Regions from separate parts of the Homo sapiens genome. Here region 1 is linked to region 2. A link is a contact called in ENCODE Hi-C or POLR2A ChIA-PET data. All regions are on one chromosome and are shown on one strand. The core of a region is the stretch at or near the end of the contact, and the rest is flanking DNA. Distances in the headings are between cores, read along the strand shown. Region 1 overlaps SIK3 (SIK family kinase 3). Region 2 holds the start of PAFAH1B2 (platelet activating factor acetylhydrolase 1b catalytic subunit 2).

Region 1 (6,798 bases), core at 3,298-5,797, 120 kb after region 2:
AAAGTCAGATTAATAGGAGAAAAGGCATAAACATTTTTATTAACATGTATGGAGGAAAATCACAGAGAGATTGCCCACAACCCAGTGGGGTACAGATGCTTATGTACCCTTGTTTTTAGAGGAAGGGAGATGGGGAGGTATGGATGATTTTACAGGGCTAGTAAATGATTTTTAAAGTTATTCAGTGGGCTTGGAGAATATACAGTGGTCTGGGACAAAGTTTTTTGGGCCTACAGAGCAGATAGTGGTTTGTGACAAAAGTCTGTCCAGGCCCGGGTGTGGTGGCTCATGCCTGTAATTCCAGCACTTTGGGAGGCTAACGCAGGTGAATCACTTGAGGCCAGGAGTTCAAGACCAGCCTGGCCAACATAGCAAGACCCCGTCTCTACTAAAAATACAAAAAATTAGTTATGCCACGGTGGCGCACATCTGTAATCCCAGCTACTTGAGAGGCTGAAGTGGGAGAATCACTTGAACCCTAGAGGCGGAGGTTGCAGTGAGGTGAGATTGCGCCACTGCACTCCAGCCTGGGTGACACAGAGAGACCCTGTGTCAAAAAAAAGATAAAAGTTACTCCCAAGCACTGGCATAGTGCAGTGTGCAATATATATATATATATATATATATTTTTTTTTTTTTGTTTGTTTGTTTGTTTGTTTGTTTGTTTTTAAGAATATTAGCTGGGCATAGTGGCACATGACTATAGTCCCATCTACCAGGGAGGTTGAGACTAGAGGATCACTTGAGCCCAGTAGGTCAAGGGTGCAGTGAGCTGTGATTGTGATTCCAGCTTGAGCGACAGAGTGAGTCCCTGTCTAAAAAAAAAAAAAAAAATCATCAGGTGTATTGACATACTTCAGTCTCTCTTCCTGCAATATTAGTTCAGTTAATGAAAACTCGGGGAAGGGACAGAGATAACTATTTTCTTCTTTGGCAGGTCCAGATTTAGGCAGATAAGGGAACTTCAGAGAACAACTTCTCCCTGTGCTTTGGGGGTGGTGAGGGGATGGTCAGAGAGGCCTTGAGGATTGTACAGTTCAGCATGTCAAAGTGCCATATTTTGAGGTATCGGTTTCTGGGCCTCAACAACTGCTAATAAGAATGATTGACTTTGGAGTTGCCTTGGAGTTATTTCAAAAAGTGAAAATGTTATTGTTTAGCCCACACTAGTTATCTTAGTTGTCATTTGTGTTTTCTACAATCTGCCAATGGTTAAACCTGGCATTTCTATCAAGAAGGAACTCTTTTTGCTTCCAGAGTAAAGGTATTTTTATTATATTAACCCTTGAAATAGATCCAGTTATGTATTCACTTTGCGTTTGTTTCTGAACAAAATAAACCTGTGTGGTAAGATGGAAGTGGGTTTTTCACTTACAATATTAGTTACTTACATTTGTACCTTTTTTTTTTTTTTAACTTCTTCACATTTCCTCCCTTGCCCTCCACAATCTGATAAGCATCTCATTGATGACTATGAGAGACTAATTTAGGCCGTGTGGTTATAAATGAGATTTCAATTCATTTCTTCTTCTCTTAACCCGTCTCAGAGGAGATATCACAGGGTGACTTTCTATGTTGCGTTTTGACACAAGGACAGTTTGTTTTTGCTTTGGCTGATGGATGGGGCAGCTCTAGTTGATGAATGTGGTTTATATGCTCACAGGCAGATGAAAGTGTCCACTCTGCCCTGAGACCCTCTCCTTTCTGCTTAGTGGTGTTATGAAAGCCCCATGGGTATTTGATTTTTCAAGAATTAATCAGTACACAGAAGTTGAAATGTAGACCAAAGGAAAGAATATGTTTTTTCAGTTAGGCTTTTTGTCTTTTTTTAATTATATGGGGTTTACCCTTTGTGTTTCCCAACTCAGGGGTTTCACTATTAAATAATTGTCTTTGACTCTTAAACTTTTTAGGTAAAATTTATATACCAGGAAATGCATAGATATTAAATATACAGTTTAATGAGATTTGATGAATTATTATAACCACCACCTTAATCAATAGAGAAAATCTCTATATCCCAGATAGTTCCCTTGTGCCTCTTTCCAGTCAATCTCTAGACACATTTACTTGTATAATAAAAAGATTTTGACATACCCAACTACAAAATGATCAGATCTTTGTTTCTGTAGCAATGGGTAGAATAAAATAAAGTAGGATTTACTTAAAACTAATATTTTCTTTGTAGGCAGGCCTGTTGTTACAGGTAGAAGGTGCTCAAAAGCTGGTTTCTTAACTAATTTATGGATTATTTTTATTTTTTATTTGTTATTTTGTTATTTTTAGGTTTTTTTTTTTTTTTTTTTTTTTTTTTTTTTTTGTAGAGACAGAGGCTCACTGTGCTATCCAGGGTGGTCTCAAACACGTTGGCTGAAATGATCTTCCTGCCTCGGCCTCCCAAAGTGTTGGGTGTGAGCCACTGTGCCCAGATTTATTTTATTTTATTCTGTTTTTTTAGAGATGACGTCTTGTTACGTTGCCCAGACAGGACTCGAGTTCCTAGGGGATTCTCCTGCTTCAGCCTCCTGAGTAGCTGGGACTATAGGTGCACACCATGGTGCCTAGCTTAATTAATGGAGTTTTTGATAATGGTTGACAAAGATAGTGGTAAGCAAAGCAGCCCTTATATAGACTTTACATCTTAAAACATAATCCCCTATGTGTGAAATTGAGAACAGCTTTCTAGAATAATAAACAGAGATCTGTATGCTAACTAAAAGGCAGAGAGAATATTGGCTCAGCCAGGCCCTCACTTTTTTGTTCCTCCCTATCTGTAAAACATCATTTACCTCATCAGCGTGCTACGGACATGGGTTAATGTTTGGAAAATTCTGTGGAAAGAGTGGGGTTCTGACAATGTGCTCTGACCAAGGCAGTTTAGCAAATTTGTACTAAGTGGCTGACCTTTGATAAGCACCACTCCTTCCCCACCTGACCTGTGATTCCATTTTTCTTTTGTGCAAATAGTTCTGAAGGTTTAATGTTTATTTTTTACTACGATGCAGTAGACTTTCTTCTCTCGTGTAGAAACTGCTCGAATGACTGTGGATGACTCCTAGAATATAGGAATAACAGAATTGGTTTCTCCTGTACTCTCAACACAAAATACTTCTGTGACCAAATGTGTGGGAGTGTGTCCCCACACACCAAGCAGTCAACCAGTTCTGCAGCAGCTGCCAGCTGGTGTCCTCTAATGCAGTTCAGTTCAGTTCAGTTCTGACACTGTCTACCTGGAGATAGCGTCAGATCTCACAGATTGAGGGCTCAGTCCCACAAGTCTGTCCCCAGTCTTCAGTGCCAGTCACAGGCTCCAGGTGGTTTTACCTGTGCTTCTGACCTGCTGGCTATAAACTGGTTTCCCAATATCCCCTTATTGGGTTCCATGAAATTGTTAGAGTGGCTCACAGAACTCAGGAAACATACTGACCAGTTCATTAGAAAGGATGTTTTAAAGGACACAAGTGAACAGCCAGATGAAGAGATACCCAGGGCAAAGCCTGGAAGAGTACTGAACGCAGGAGCTTCCATCCCGGTAGAGCTGGGGTGCCTCACCCTCCCAGCAAGTGGATGTGTTCCTCTTCACTCTCCTGGATGCCCCCTTTTAGGTTTTTATGGAGGCTTCATTAGGTAAGCATGATTGATTAAGTCATTGGCCATTGGTTATCAGTGCAACCTTCAGCCCCTCTCCTTTCCCTGGAGGTTGAGGGTGGGGTTTTGAGTTCTAACTGTATGAGCACAGGGTTGATTCCCCTGGCAATTGGCCACCAGTCCTGTGGTTATCTAGGGACTTTGCAAAAATCATCTCATTAACATAAGCTCAGGTGTGGTTGAAAGGGGCTTGTTATAAATAGCAAAAGACTGTCTTTTGCTTTTATCACTCTGGAGCTGTTCAGGAACCAGTGGCAAGAGGCCGAATACAGTATTTTAACCAAAGTCACTTAGGAAATTACAAGGGTTATATAGGAGCTTTAAGCCAGGAACCATGGAGATATATGTATGTGTATATATATATGCACATATACACATACAAATATCACCGCGACCCATGATGCTCTTCTCAAGGGCCTGTGCCTTCTGATAAACGGCTGAGTTGGCTGTTACACTTACTTTTTCGAGCAAATGAATGTGTAGTTTCATCTGGCTCATTCGTCAAACCCCGGGTTTGGAAGGTTGTATGTTTTTATTTAGCTAGTAGCAGTTGATGTGGTTGAGGTGGGGCTTTTCTTTGGGGAAGGTACAGCTTTGAATGGCTGTTATCTTTCAAGTACAAATAGTGTAGCTCCTTATGGCTCAATAGTATCAATAAACTGTTTTATTTGCTTTCCTTTTCTCTTCCTTTTTTTCTTTTTTTTTAAACGGAGTCTCTCTCTGTTGACCAATCTGAAGTACAGTGGTGTATCTAAACTCACTGAAACCTCCGCCTCCTGGATTCACGGTGAAATCCCGTCTGTACTAAAAAATACAAAAATTAGCCGGGCGTGGTGGCACGCGCCTGTAGTCCCAGCTACTCAGGAGGCTGAGGCAGGAGAATCACGTGAACCCGGGAGGCAGAGGTTGCAGTGAGTCAAGATCACGCCACTGCATCCCAGCCTGGGAAACAGCGAGACTCTGTCTCAAAAAAAAAAAAGAAGGGGTTGACTGCCAAGTTTAAATATTGGCAGGAGATGAGGAGATTTCAGTTTTTATGGAGCTTTGTTAATGAGCCGTGACTGTTTATTACAAGACTTTTACTTTTAAAATTTACTTAGTAATTATTTACTCATAAAACAGCTACTTACTGTAACCAGTAGGTCAGTTCTACTCTTGAGGCTTCACATTTCTTCATTTGTAAAATTAGTACTTGTATTGGTGTCCATTCCCTTTCTGAAATTCTGTGATATATACATTTCCTTTAAAATGTTACAATTGAAAAAAATAAAGTTACAATAAAGACCGTGTGCGGTGGCTCACCCTGTAATCCTGGCACTTTGGGAGGCTGAGGTGGGTGGATTGCCTGAGCTCAGGAGTTCGAGACCAGCCTGGGCAACACGGTGAAACCTTGTCTCCACTAAAATATGAAAAATTAGCCAGGTGTGGCGGTGTGCACCTGTAGTCCCAGCTACTTGGGAGGCTGAGGCAGGAGAATTGCTAGAACCCGGGAGGTGGAGGTTGCAGTGAGCTGAGATCATGCCACTGCACTCCAGCCTGGGCCACAGAGTAAGACTCTGTCTCTAAGGGAAAAAAAAAAGTTACAATAAAAGCCAGGTGCAGTGGCTCACCCTGTAATCCCAGCACTTTGGGAGGCCAAGGCGGGTGGATCACCTAAGGTCAGGAGTTCAAGACCAGCCTGGCCAGCATGGTGAAACCCCTTCTCTACTAAAAATACAAAAATTAGCCGGGCATGGTGGCAGGCGCCTGTAATTCCAGCTACTCAGGAGGCTGAGGCAGGAGAATCACTTGAACACAGGAGGTGGAGGTTTCAGTGAGTTGAGATGCACTACTGTACTCCAGACTGGGTGACGGAGTGAAACTGTTTCAAAAAAAAAAAATAAATAAAATAAAATAAAAACAATGATACAATAATTCAGTCTTGTTTAGAGTTGCCATTTTCTGAGTGTTCTGGCCATAGCATTTCTTCTTCTTGCCTCCTTCCCAGCAACATTTGCCCACTTGCTGTGGACTGCAGTTAATTAGGCTGGTTTGGAGCTCTTTCCTTCCTGTTCCATTTGTGTTACACCTAAAGCATCTCATGAAGATGATTTAGATTAGTTCCTGCCATCAAAGATAATCCAGTTTAGGATGAAGTCAACAGTATTTTAAGGGTGGAGTTCTCTTTTGGAACTGTCATTTGGTCAGAATTAGTGAATGCTGTTGTAGAGCTGACCCCTGCACAACACAGGTTTGAGCTGCGTTTTTTCTTTTTAAAACAATCCACTTATATGTGGATTTGTTTTCATCCCAATGCTGATCAAAACAGTGGTATCTGCAGGATGTGAAACCTGTCTGTACAGAGGGCCAACTTTTTGTATATGCAGGTTCCTCGGGGGACTGCAGGACTTGAGTGTGTGTGTAATTTGGTGTACTCAGGGGTCCTTCCTGGAACCAGTCCCCCAGTATACCGAGGGACAACTGTGTTGAGATATCAGCTGCGGGTTTCCCCCCAAGCTGTTACTCAATTTTCACATTATCTGGGGTTTCCTCTGTTCTCATATTACCCCCGAAGATTTTATACCAATTTAGGGACATCGTGTTTTCCAAATCCTAAATGAAAAGCAGGATATGAAGTGTTCGTATTTTCATGTTCTATGGTATTTCCTCTCATGCTCGATTTATTTATATCTAAAATCATGTCATGTAATAGTATATTAATAATGCTATACATTTGGTACTTTGCCATTCATAAAGTGTTTTTACAAATATTGTTTAATTTGAACCTCATGATAAGCTATCTAGACAGGTATTTTCTCAGACAGATGAGGAAACTGAGATTTATAGAGATTAATTTGTTCAATTCCAAGTAGCTAATTGAAATCCATACGACCTTTCTCATTTATAGGATTTGTAGATCCTACCTCCTTTAGGTGCAAAGGAGTTGTATAACCAGTTTTTTTTCTACTAGAATGATGACCTAATCAGGAGTAAATGACTTTTACTTCATGTGTGACTTCTTCATACTCACAGGTACTTTGATTCTTTCAATGTGTGTTACACCAATTTGATAGTATCTTGCCTTAAAAAAACATTTGTTTTATTGAATGTTTACTATGTACTAGGCCTGTGCTTAGCACTTTCAAAAACCTTTTTGTTTTGAAAGAAAAG
Region 2 (7,304 bases), core at 4,758-7,257:
GCCTGTAAGCTGCAGCTACTCAGGAGACTGGGGCAGGAGAATCGCTGGAACCTGGCAGGCGGAAGTTGCAGCAACAGAGCAAGACTTCATCTCAAACAAACAACAACCAAAAAATTATTAATTTAAACAATGTGGGAGGTTTTGCTTTATTTTTAAACCAGTAAAACATTCTATACTTTCTACATAAAAGTTTATTTGGGTCTAAGTTCAATTCTAGGCTTAAATCAAATTAAAACTTACATGTTAGTTAATAAAAATTTTTTGAGACAAGGTCTTTTTTTTGTTTTTGAGGTGAAGTCCTGGCCTGTAGCCAGGACTACAGGCATGCACCGCCACACCCAGCTAACTTTTCTATTTTTCTTTTATACAGACAAGGTTTCTCCATGTTGCCCAGACTGGTCTCGAACTCCTGAGCTCGGCCTAGAATCCTGCCCAGCCTAGGGTATTTTTGAAATGCACCCCACTACCTACACATTTGTATATAAACATGCCAATTACTGTTCATGTGAATCTTAAATTATAGTGAAGCCTATTTTTTCTTTTTATAGATTAGAAAACTTTTGGCCGGGCACGGTGGCTCACACCTGTAATCCCAGCACTTTGGGAGGCCGAGGCAGGCAGATCACGAGGTCAGGAGATCGAGACCATCCTGGCTAACATGGTGAAACCCCGTATCTACTAAAAATACAAAAAAAAAAAATTAGCTGGGCGTGGTGGCGGGCACCTGTAGTCCCAGCTACTTGGGAGGCTGAGGCAGGAGAATGGCGTGAACCTGGGAGGCCGAGCTTGCAGTAAGCCGAGATCGTGCCACTGCACTCCAGCCTGGGGGACAGAGCGAGACTCCATCTCAAAAAAAAAAAAAACGATTAGAAAACTTTTTTTAAATTAAATTCTTTAAAAAGTTAGATTTTAGCCAGGTGTGGCGGCTCACACTTATAATCTCAGCACTTTGGGAGGCCGAGGCAGGAAGATGACTTGAATCCAGGAGTTTGAGACTATCCTGGGCAACATAATGAGACCCCGTCTCTACAAAAAAATTGAAGAAATTAGCCTGGCATGGTAGTGCCTGCAGTCTCAGCTACTCAGCAAGCTGAGTCAGGAGGATTGCTTGGGCTGGGCGCAGTGGCTCACGCCTGTAATCCTAACACTTTGGGAGCCCGAGGCAGGTAGATTACCTGAGGTCAGAAGTTCAAGACCAGCCTGACCAAAAAGGCGAAATCCATCTCTACTAAAAATACAAAAAAAAAAAAAAAAAAAAAATTGGCAGGTGTTGTGGTGCGTGCCTGTAATCCCAGCTACTTGGGAGGCTGAGGGAGGAGAATCGCTCGAGCCCAGGAGGTGGAGGCTGCAGTGAGCTGTGATCATGCTACTGCACTCCCGCCTGAGTGACAGTGAGACCTTGTCTCTAAGTAAATAAATGTTCTGAGATTTTTTTCCTATATTCCAATGGATCATCTTATGCATCCCCAGAGGTGCATACACACACTCTTTCAAGACCAATGATCTATATAAATTATACGATCTCTTTATTATTATAAGAGAAGGGTCTCACTATGTTGTCCAGGCTGGATTCAAACTCCTAGGCTTAAGTGATCCTCCTGCCTCAGCTTCCCAAGTAGCTGGGACTACAGGCACACACTACCACTCCCAGCTTAGAGCTACAATTCAATAAACAGGCATGGATTTTCAGAGTTCATCCAACAGACAAACAACTGATCTAAAATAACATTTATTAAGAACTTACTATTTACCAGACCCTGTGCTAGGAGCTTTGTTATTTAAATAAACATGATGCTCAAAGAGACCTAAGGAAACTTCTCCATGACAGCAGAGCTGGTAAACAACACAGGACAGGTGGGATTTGAAACCAGAGTGACAGACTTCCAAAGCCTACTCTTGAGCAAATGATATTATGTTCTGATTAGAAAAGACTACATAGAGGCCGGGCATGGTGGCTCACACCTGTAATCCCAGCATTTTGGGGGGGCCGAGGCAGGAGGATCACCTGAGGTCAGGAGTTCGAGACCAGCCTGGCCAACATGGTGAAATCCTGTCTCCACTAAAAATACAAAAGATTAGCCAGGTTGGGTGGCACATACTTGTAATCCCAGCTACTCAGGAGGCTGAGGCATGAGAATCTCTTGAACCCAGGAGGTGGAGGTTGCAGTGAGCAGAGATCACACCACTGCACCCCACTCTGGGTGACAGAGCAAGACTCCATCTAAAAAAAAAAAAAAGAAAAAAAAAAGAAAAAAGATAAATTCTAATTCTAATTTACTAAGTTGTTTCACTTATACTTTCTACTACCCAAATTTAATGGCATTCTGATACCCTGAGCAAAACACTTCCATCTCAACCCTAAATTTCTTCATGGGAAAATAAAAAAAGCATACACATAGAGAAACCGAGGAACAAAATGTCACTTATCTGAAGCTACAAGGCAGGAAGAACTGGGAGGTCACAAAATATTCCTAATTACACAGTCTTTTTGTCTATAGCTATGAATACAAGGTGATCCTTCTTCCCCTACAATGGCAAAGTATCTGAGCAGAAATGTGTTTCTTTGTGTCTTCTGACTCTGATTTTGTATTATTTTGTCAATCAAAATCTTATTACAAAGCAGCTTTCAGTTTTACTGATGCCCATGGCTTGGTAACATTTTTAAACACCAGGAAAAGAAAAACTGAGCCACAAACTCACACAATCTCCTCTTTAAGAACAAAGCTGGAAATGCACAACCTAGAAGACTATGCATATAGAGGATTAAAACAATTTGGAAATCAGAGAAACTGTTGTGGCTGGGTACAGTGTCTCATGCCTGTAATCCCAGCACTTTGGGACACTAAGGCAGGTGGACTGCTTGAGCCCAGGAGTTTGAGACCAGCCTGGGTAACATGGTGAAACTGTGTCTCTACAAAAACCACAACAATTAGCTGGGGGTGGTGGTGCGCCACTGCACTCCAGCCTCAGGGACAGAGCAAGACCCTGTCTCAAAAATAAAAATTAAACTGGCTTTTCTTTTTTTGAGACAGAGTTTCGCTCCCGTTGCCCAGACTGGAGTACAACGGCGCGACCTTGGCTCACTGCAACCTCCGCCTCTCGGGTTCAAGCAATTCTCCCGTCTCAGCATCCCGAGTACTGGGATTACAGGTGCCTGCCACCATGCCCAGCTAATTTTTGTATTTTTAGTGAAGACGGGGTTTCATCATATTGGTCAGGGTGGTCTCGAACTCCTGACATCAGGTGATCCGCCCACCTTGGCTTCCCAAAGTGCTGGGATTACAGGCGTGAGCCACCACGCCCGGCCGGCTTTTTTTTTGTTTTTTTTGAGATAGGGCTTCACTCTGATGCCCAGACTGAAGCACAGTGGAGAAATCATGGCTCACTGCAGTTTCCGCCTCCTGCACTCAAGCGATCCTCCCGAATAGCTGCCTGACCTTTTTTTTTTTTTTTTCCAATAGATGGGGATCTCACCATATTGTTCAGGCTGATCTTGAACTCCTAGGCTCAAGTGATCCTGCTGCCTTGGCCTCCCAAAGTGCTGGAATTACAGGAATGAGTCACAGCACCCAGCCGGCTGTGTTTTGTTTTTTGTTTTTTACCCCGACAGGGTCTCAGTCAGTCGTTAGCTGGAGTGAAGTGGCGTAACACAGCTCACTGCAGCCTTGATCTCCTGGGCTCAAGTGATCCTCCCATTTCTTCCTTCCAGAGTAACTGGTACTGCAGGCCCACGCCACCACACATGGCTAATTTTTAAATTTCGTAGAGACGAGGTCTTGCCATGTTGCTCAGGCTCCAGCTGTTGTATTCTTTCCAATTGAAACGAAGAATTATCTGCTCTTATGGACACATAAAATAAGAACGAACTAAGAGCTACCCAGTGGTAAGACGCAAACTTCTGAGTGACTTTGGGTTTCCTGCGCCTGTTATCCCAGCACTTTGGGAGGCCGAGGCGGGTGGATCACTTGAGGTCGGGAGTTCAAGACCTGCCTGGCCAACGTGGCGAAACCCCGTCTCTACTAAAAAAAAAAAATACAAAATTAGCTGGGTGTGGTGGCACATGCCTATAAGCTTGAACCGGGAGGCAGAGGTTGTAGTGAGTAGAGATCGCGCCACTGCACTCCAGCCTGGGCGACAGACTGAGACTCCGTCACACACACAAAAAAAAAAAAAAAAAAAGAAAGAAAGACCAAGCAGAATGCAAATAAAAGGTCTGAAGAACAAGTTTTGTTAATTTGCCACAACAGACTGTACTCCAGGGGAAGCTTTGTTGTCCATTAAAGTGAGTTCTCTGGGAAGACGAGGAGTAACCGACTTGCACGATTTTCCTGCCTTTTCTATATTCTCTACTTACTATGACAATACAGCACTAGAATTTCCAAGTGCTTATACCAGCATAGTGCAATGTATTTAATGAGAAACCACGTCCAACAACAAAGCGTTATAACTTCTCCAGCTGAGTTAGATGTTTTAGTCTGAACCAGGAAAACAGATGAAGAAAGTTGAACCAAGAATTAAAAGATTTAGAGTTTCCACTCAGACCTAAGACTCTCCACTTTGTTTCAGAGGGAGTGGGTATGGTTATTCTGAAGAAGAAGGCGGCCCTTATCCTGAATGCCCGGTAGCCTCCGTGGGCTGGTGGGTGGTTCCTCCGGTCCAGCACCTCCATAATTTATGATCAAATGCCCAAGCCAACAAACTAATCCTCCCCTTCTCCCCCACAAGGAGGCAACCTTTATGTCAGAACAATGTGCCCAGAAGAAGCCAAAGACACAAGGCACATCCAAGGCAAAGACAATCTTAATTAAGCACTTTCTCCTTCCACTTTCTCCACACCTTTACCCCCGGCCCAACCCCTTCCCATAATTTCAAGCTGTACAAAATGAGGTCCTAGGGTGGATCCGGGTGGTCTTTCCTTTCTCTACGGGTAAGCTCTACAAAGAGGCGAAAGCTCCGAGTGTTAGTTCTTGTTTGTGTATAAATTCTGAAAAGCAACGCTGGCCTGCGAGCTATGAAAAGCAGAAGCATGAGTCACCACGCAACGGGTCAATCAAACCTGTAGACCAGAAGGCACGGATCTGGCAAACGGACGGTGAGCCAGGAAAAAAACATCCCCCCAAACCTCTCCGCTGACAGGTTTATCTAGCTGGCTGACCTTGGGCAGGTCACCAGCCGCTCCGAGCACATTCATGTCTAAGATGAGATGGGGGCTGGAAAGCCTTCCAAGAAATAATCCCTTCCGAGTGGTGACGGTCTATGCAACTTTTGAATAAACACATCCTAAGAGGCAACGGAGAAGTTTCTAAAGAGTTGAAATTTTTCAACAAAAGGAGGAGGGAAAAGTGCTCGGTAAAAACACAACGGAGTAACTGGTTTTGGCCTCCGACCAGACGCGAGGGGAGAGAAGAGTGAGAAGTTAGACCCCTGTGATAAAGGGAAAAGGCAGCAGCGGAGACCCGGGCAGGAGCTGCAGCGCCCAGCCGGGGCGAGCTGGGGTGCGCAAGGCCTACCGCGGGTGGGCCCGGCAGGGCAGGGCAGGGCAGGGCGGGGCGGGGCGCCCGCCGCGCTACCCTCCTGGGAAAGGCCGTGGAGGCGCCGGCCGGCGGCTGAGGAGAAACGCCAGCTTTCGGTATGGAATATCGGGAAAGGGCTCTCAGAGCGAAAACTAGCTGCGCCGGCTGCTGGGAAGCCGACGCTGGGCCCGCAGAGAAGGCGCGCGCTCGCGAGGCCCCCCCCAAGTGGATGGGGCGGCGTGGGGGGAGGGGCCGCAAGGGTGGGGGAGGGGAGGTCGCGGGCCTCTCACAATAACACCTCGCAGCCCCTTCCGACCCCCGCCTCTAAGCCACCGGTTCCCTGCGACCCTGGATGCACTCACTGAAGTAGAGGGTCCGTGCGGGCCCCAAGCGGCTGAGGCGTCGGCGGGTGGCGCGTCGGTCGCTCGCTCGGTCCCGTCGGTCCCGCTCCGGCGCGTCCCTCCTCCGGCCCCAGCACCAGCAGCAGCTCCTCCACTTCCGGTTCCCCTGCCACTCAGCCAAATGGCTTCCGGAAGTCCCGCCCCCATCCTGCCACGCCTCAGCGTGGTTCCTCTCTCCCCGCCTTCGCTCTCCCGGGCGCTGGCGGCGTGCGCCCAGGTGTCCCGCCACACCCCGTTGGGTACCCTGCTTTGTTCTCGCGGTTACCCCCATTTTGTGTGGCGTCTGAGGGACATGGGCTTCTCTCTTTACTCCAGCTGCATCTCTCAATCCTGCGTTCGTGCCACCGCAGTGTGGAGCTGGCATTCGGGACGATGTGGCGTGAAGTCACACTGACGCCATTCCCTTCACACTCAGCCAACTTGGCTTCCTCTTCCACCCATGGAATAAACCAGACTGCTGAAAGTGGGAGGGAAATAGCGGACCAAGGTTAAGGAGGCAGTACCTGACATTTATTAGTGGAATTTCTGTTTCTATGATGAATGTGGAGATTTTGGGTGACCGCCTGTAAAGGTGATACATAGGGGGATGACGAACCCCAGGCTTTTCCTTAAAAGATACATCCAGTTTAGGGGAAGACATACATATACAAAGTCAATATTGAAAAGATTATATGCTAAATAAATGCAGGATCTATAAAAGTAGAGAGGAGGGGCAAGAGATGTGCTCAAGCTTATAGCAGCGCAACGGTTGCTGGAGCAGTGCCCTGAACTGGCCCTTTAAGGATCTCAGCTCTATGCTGGTGAATAGGCAGAGCCTTCCAGGGCTCTTAAACTGATGCGGGGGTGGGGGTTGATTTTGCTGACAAAACCTGTTAAGAATACTGTAAAATCCTGGGAGCCTAAAATGTCAAGATATGTCAAGTAATTTTTCTTTTTTTTTTTTTTTTTTATTCAAGTTCTAGGGTACATGTGCACAACGTGCAGGTTTGTTACATAGGTATACGTGTGCCATGTTGGTTTGCTGCACCCATCAACTCGTCATTTACATTCCGTATTTCTCCTAATGCTATCCCTCCCCCAGCCCCGCAGTCCCCGACAGGCCCCCGTGTGTGATGTTCCCCGCCCTTTGTCCAAGTGTTCTCAGTGTTCAATTCCCACCTATGAGAACATGCGGTGTTTGGTTTTCTGTCCTTGTGATAGTTTGCTGAGAATGATGGTTTCCAGTTTCGTCCATGTCCCTGCAAAGGATATGAACTCATCCTTTTTACAGCTGCATAGTATTTCGTGGTGTATATGTGCCACATTTTCTTAATCCAGTCTATCATTGATGGACATTTGGGTTGGTTCCAAGTCTTTGCTATTGTGAATAGTGCCACAATAAACATACGTG

Evidence for each region. Hi-C counts contacts between places; a loop is a spot of excess contacts on that map. ChIA-PET counts read pairs that join two places held with the same protein, here RNA polymerase II (POLR2A). Pooled maps may share reads with other maps.
Region 1: a pooled map shows a loop between it and region 2 (3-fold over the local background). The contact joins the enhancer-like site here to the promoter of PAFAH1B2 in region 2. A Hi-C loop is called at or near these places in 4 of 50 pooled maps. POLR2A ChIA-PET finds 5 or more read pairs at or near these places in 8 of 52 experiments (A673, BJ, HepG2 and 5 more).

Annotation. Positions count from the first base shown.
Region 1 is chr11:117,017,451-117,024,248 of GRCh38, reverse strand. The region is part of intron 1 of SIK3 (SIK family kinase 3); the gene reads left to right. Among named protein-coding and RNA genes, the nearest start is that of SIK3, 78 kb to the left of the region's middle. RefSeq lists an enhancer at 3,080-3,189. Within about 2 kb of position 4,547, at least 7 of the 41 ENCODE cell types and tissues checked have a DNase peak (open chromatin) inside an H3K27ac peak, as active enhancers do; they include A673, where a contact is called at or near this core.
Region 2 is chr11:117,142,990-117,150,293 of GRCh38, reverse strand. It overlaps PAFAH1B2 (platelet activating factor acetylhydrolase 1b catalytic subunit 2), which reads right to left and starts at 6,007. Exons shown (of 6, transcript NM_002572.4): 1 at 5,876-6,007. RefSeq lists an enhancer at 4,748-4,927 and a silencer at 5,478-5,797.